2 separate regions of the Homo sapiens genome follow, and region 1 is linked to region 2. Evidence: chromatin loops called from intact Hi-C (ENCODE). Cell type or tissue: PC-3. All regions are shown on one strand. Each heading gives the region's core, and the rest is flanking DNA. Links, peaks and the distances in the headings are about the cores only.

What was found. A loop is a pair of places that touch in the nucleus more often than their neighbours do. Peaks named below come from ENCODE experiments on the same cell type or tissue, not always from the same donor. Only the 100,000 strongest peaks of a DNase experiment are listed, where the experiment ranks them.
Region 1: a loop joins it to region 2, with 4 times the contacts of the local background. A loop is called at or near these places in 10 of 110 quality-filtered maps.

Annotation. Positions count from the first base shown.
Region 1 is chr1:246,906,605-246,909,424 of GRCh38, reverse strand. AHCTF1 (AT-hook containing transcription factor 1) reads left to right here. Exons shown (of 36, transcript NM_001323342.2): 5 at 1,667-1,874. Among named protein-coding and RNA genes, the nearest start is that of AHCTF1, 24 kb to the left of the region's middle. In PC-3, for the core only: a CTCF peak has its summit at 1,725; a DNase peak (open chromatin) is centred at 2,404; H3K27ac peaks cover 1,295 bases.
Region 2 is chr1:247,485,834-247,488,653 of GRCh38, reverse strand. It overlaps the pseudogene OR2W5P. Among named protein-coding and RNA genes, the nearest start is that of OR2B11, 29 kb to the right of the region's middle. In PC-3, for the core only: a CTCF peak has its summit at 1,379 (motif pointing right); a DNase peak (open chromatin) is centred at 1,343; H3K27me3 peaks cover 514 bases.

The DNA of each region.
Region 1 (2,820 bases), core at 290-2,789, 580 kb after region 2:
ATTTTTTTTTTTTTTTTTTTTTTTTTTTTTGAGAGGCTGGAGTGCAGTGGCGCAATCTCGGCTCACTGCAACCTCTGCCTCCTGGGTTCAGGTGATTCTTCTGCCTCAGCCTCCCAAGTAGCTGGGACTACAGTTGCACACCACCATGTGCGGCCAATTTTTTTTTTTTTTTTTTTTAGTAGAGCCGAGGTTTCACCATATTGGTCAGGCTGGTCTTGAACTCCTGACTTCATGATCTGCCTGCCTCAGCCTCCCAAAGTGCTGGGATTACAGGCATGAGCCACCTCACCTGGCTGAATTTTATATATATATAAATAGATAGATAGATAGATAGATAGATAGATATAGATATATATAGATATAGAATTATCTGTTTAATATTTTTGGACTTTGGTTTACTACAGGTAACGGAAATTGGAGAGTGAAACTGTAAATAATGAGAGGGAATACTGTAATGCCAAAATTATAAAACCTTACTTTGAGCTAATTGTTTCATTCATTAAGATTCTTTTTTTTTTTTTTCTTTTGAGACGGAGTCTTGCTCTGTCACCCAGGCTGGGGTGCAGTGGCTCAATCTTGGCTCACGGCAAGCTCTGCCTCCCGGATTCACACCATTCTCCTCCTGCCTCAGCCTCCCCAGCAGCTGGGACTACAGGCGCACGCCGCCATGCCCGGCTAATTTTTTTTTTTTTTTTTTTTTTAGTAGAGACTGGGTTTCACCGTGTTAGCCAGGATGGTCTCAATCTCCTGACCTTGTGATCCGCCCACCTTGGCCTTCCAAAGTGCTGAGATTACAGGCGTGAGCCACCGTGCCCGGCCTAAGATTCTTGGATAAGTCCCTTATTTCATTAAGGGCTGCAAAATGATGATTTTTATGTTCTGTCAATGTAAAGAATAATTTTCTCATTAATTAGGGCTTTCTGGTCACTCTGAAACACAATGTCTACAGAACAGGCAGGATAAATGTTTAGTGTTTCTTAAGTACTAATTTTCAGAGTAAGCAGGTGATACCTAGTTACTCCAATTGTTCAATATAAGGTCTTTTGTAGGTGGGGAGGGTAGGCTTCCCCCTTGCCCCACCCCTCTTTTTTTTTTTTTTTTGTATCCCTGTGAATTTTTCAGGTTTGGCATATTTAATGTGTTTCATTAATTTTATTGTTTTTGATGCCCAAAATGTCCTGTCATTGGTAATGAGAGCCCCTTCATGTTGTCTGATACATTCCCTTTCATCTGTGATAGCTTCCTAGATTATTGGCATAAGATGTACCAGGCTCATTTTATGTATTTTCTTCCCCCTGACCCGGAATCAGCCATTGCTCCAAGGAAGGTATTTAGGTAGTAGTTCTAAATTTCAATAAAGAAATAAATCAGTTTTATTTATGGTTGTTAACCCTAAAAAAATTCTATCTTAGATAATATTTGAGATGTACTGAGAGAATTTTTAAATATTATATAATTGAATGTGTTTTTTAAATTGTGGCATTTAAATAGATAAGGATGGCAATTTTCTAGTTTAACATACTTTTTTGTTATCACTAATCTTTTAATTTCAATTAACTTCATTTAACTCAGTTGACTTCATTTGCAGCTTGAATAATGGATGACATATTTGCTTTTAATGCTGTTTCTAGTTTTTTAACTTCATTTGTCTAATTTGTGGTTTTAGATCTTGAAGTTCTAACTGGTATCCCAGCTGAAGTACCACACATTAGAGAAAGTGTAATGAGACAAGGGCGCCATCTGTGTTTCCAGTTAGTAAGTCCAACAGGAACAGCTGTTTCAACTCTTAGTTACATAAGCAGGACAAATCAGCTTGCTGTAGGTTTTTCTGATGGCTATCTAGCACTTTGGAACATGAAAAGCATGAAAAGAGAGTAAGTATAACTTTTTTCCCTTATTTGATTATAGGTAGTTTTTTTGCATATAGCTTGTACTCATTTACTAATATTTGAAAGTTAGCATAGTGAGAAAAGGGTGGGTAGATTAATGATTGAATGAATGATTGAGATGACTAATTTTTCATGGCATTAAATCAATGTGAATACCATAAAGGAGTGACTTAGCACATGAATTTAGCTTTATTTTTTTTCAGTGTTTATTTAAAAGGCATTACAGTCATGTGTTTAACATGCTAGTAAAGCATGACTTTGTAACTTTACAACGTTTTGGTCAACAACAGTCCTTATGTAAGAAAGGGGTCTCATAAAATTTTACTGTATTTTGATTGTACCTTTTTAATGTTTAAGATACCATTGTGTTATAGTTGCCTGCAGTATTCCATACAGTAACATGCTGTACAGGTTAGTAGACTAAGAGCAACAGGCTATACCATCTAGCCTAGGTATATAGTAGGCTATCTCATCTAGGTTTGTGTTACTAGACTGTATGATGTTTGCACAATGACTGAATCCCTGACGAGCATTTCTCAGAACAGATCCCCTTTTGTTAAGTGACACATGGCTGTGTTTGTATAATATGAGTTCTTTCAGAAGTACCTTCCTAATCATCATCTGTGTAAAGTAACAGCTTAATAAAGAATTCTCAGTTGAGAGGGAAAAAAAAGGATTTTTAAAAATCAAAGTTACAAAATACTTGTGTTTTAAATTTTTTCTGCTGTCAAAAAGTCCCCAAAATATAATTATATTGATACTTTGTAGCTAAGTTAATTTGTGTTAAGCGTTAAATAGATGCCTATTTGGCCCTTAAGTTGTCAATTTATTTGTTTCTCCATTTTTCCTGAGGCATACTGGTATATTTTATTGAGTAATTTATCTTATAGGAAGTGTATCTCAACTCTCTTTGCTGTTATCCTTTTATCAG
Region 2 (2,820 bases), core at 166-2,665:
CACATAATCACTCCTAATCTACTTTAGATACACTTTGCTAGAATTTGGTGCATTTGATTGTTTCCGAGTTGGATACAATGTCTCTTTTCCAAAATGGAGTTCCAAATTGCGAGTTGGCATTGAGAAACCCGTTACTCTGGTGTTCTAACAGATATAAACTCTAATCAAAACTATTACAAGATAACTCTATATCTGCATACAGACGACTGAAGATACAGATATAAATCTCATTGCCACGACAAAGCTTGTATTAAAATCTCACCCTTGTTCTTCCCAGAAAGTAGAAGACCTATGATTCTGTCAACCCTCCTTACTTCAATTCCGGAGACCAACCAGGAGTTTTCTCATGGATAAGGCAGCTAATTCTTGTCCCTTTTAGTTTCTGGATCTTCCAGAGGAAATTACACTGAAAACCCTGAAAGGAGATTGAGCACAAAAATAATGTCTGTCCCATTTAAGTGTTAATAAGCCTTTAAGTAGCAGAGCTTGGAAGAGAAATGATGAACTGTGGGCAGGAATGACAAGCTAAGTGAGTGGTGTGGCATAGTGCCACATTTCAAGTCAACATGTTTTATCTCACGTCCATATATACAGGTAGTCTAGGGTCAAGGAGATGGCAGACCAGCCCCAGGGATAAAGGAAAGCACACTTAGTTCTAAGAGCTTTGAGAATATAGACAATGTCATTTGATTGGTTCATACTAAGTGGATAGGAGGACAACTTCAATGCCATCTCACCTTGGGGATTTGGAGTCATCTAGGGGCATGAGGAAAAGTGACATCAGCTTGTTCACAGAGCTAAGACCTCAGGGACTCGTGTCATCTAGAGATTGGCCCGGCCACCGCCCCCCCCCCGCCCCCCGCCCCCCACAACACACACAAACACAAAACTCACCGGGGAGGCAACACAGAAAGTTCCCAAATGTGGGGCTCAGGTATTCTTGAAAAGAGAATTAATTTCTGGGTTCTATGTCAAAACAGAAGTAGATCAATTTCTTCATTTGGTCCTGGACTCACAAAATTAAAATCATTAAAATGTGGGGAGGCAAGCATCCCCAAAGAATGTACATCCTCCAATATAAGAAATAATGAGGTAAGGGGGACACTGATATAGGAAACTCTTGGGTCTGTTATTGCCACATTAAGAGGCCACAGGAAACTTCAGTTCTTCCCTCCATTCCACTCAATATTTTTACCTCCTGCAGGGATGGGGCTACATCAGGAGGCTGGTGTTCATCCAGGAGAGTCCTGTGTGGGTTACTCTGCCCTACCTCTCCCCACATTCACTGTGCATGTGTCTTCCCAGTAGCCAAGGCTCTCCCATCTCACCTCCTACAGGAGACCTCTCAAACAGAAACACTAGATGGCAACATCAGCCTTCCATACAGCTGCCAAAAATCATGTGTGTGGAAGATTTTATTTAGCATTTTTAAACTGGCATTGGTGTATTAAGTCAAAATAGGAATTTCTTAAGAAGTAGCAGAAAATAGAATATCTCCAATTTTCTTGAATATCAGCTGTTAACATTTATTGATTAAAAAAACTTGCATACAGTTTGAAAAAAACACCTTATTTTCTAATTTTACATAAGGAAAAATTAATTTCCAACTACACTGTGGTGACTGACTTACTCAAGGTCAAATAACTAGTAGCCACTGGCTGCCCAAACTGGAACCACCTCTCACCAATCATCTTATCTCTTACCCTTCCCATTACATTAAATAAAATGGAACTGATACTATTGAGGTGGAGGATAATTAGTAAAGAGATTCAAACTATGGTTTTTCAGGCTCCAAGTTAACATTTTAAGTTTTTTTTTTTTTTAAATAATAAAATTGTCTTTTTACTGCATGGGATTCTGTCATTTCTAGAACTTTGAAAATAGATATTTCTAGCTAAAATGAAAGAGAATTTTTGCATTTGGAGTTTAACACAACACCTTCTATAGTATTGATGTTTACAATTTGTTTCTTGATTCAGTATTTCCCTTTCCTGGAGGAGTGAATGAAGTCCATTAGGTTCACAGTGCAATCTATGGCAGAAAAGGGATATGAATTATCTTTTCTTCAAGACTTATGTGAAGCTTTTTAATACACAATTTAGCACCCTAAAAGTGGTGGTGTTTATATTCCCTCTTATTTTTATGATTTTTTTAAAAATACATGTGAAATTTATTCCCAAGTAAAGAAACTACTATTCACAGTAGGATTTTTTTGTAATACATGCTTGTTTTCAATTATAATAAGCTATGAATTTATTATCATTTGAACTTGTAGATACATACCTAAAGTATAGTTAGTGTTCGGACAAGATTAATGAGAATATATTTTCTTTTAAAATTTCCTTTAACAGTGTTTCATTAATGAATACAAATTAAAAATAAATGGAAAAGGAAATAATTGGAGGTCTCTTATTAATGAACCGTGACCAGTTGGCTTAATTTACTAAAGCATGAAGATAATGAAGCCGTATTTTTACTCAGATAACAAATATTGCTAAACTTCTTCATCTCTCTAGCTTTTGTGTTTTAACCGTGAATTTTTGTGGATGTGTTTGCATAGCTTTTTTTCTGGAAGTATCTACAACTCTTTGTATGTGTGTTTCTTTGTGTCTGCTTATAAACAGGTTGAGATTCACAGAAAATAACTCAAATTTGGTATCAACAATTTTAATATAAAGTCAGCCCTCCTATCCATGGGTTCCACATCTGTGGATTCAATCAACCTTGAATGGAAAATATTCAGGAAAAAAATTCCACCAAGTTCCAAAAGCAAAACTTGAATTTGCTATGCACCGAGTGCTACATTGAATCCACACAAAT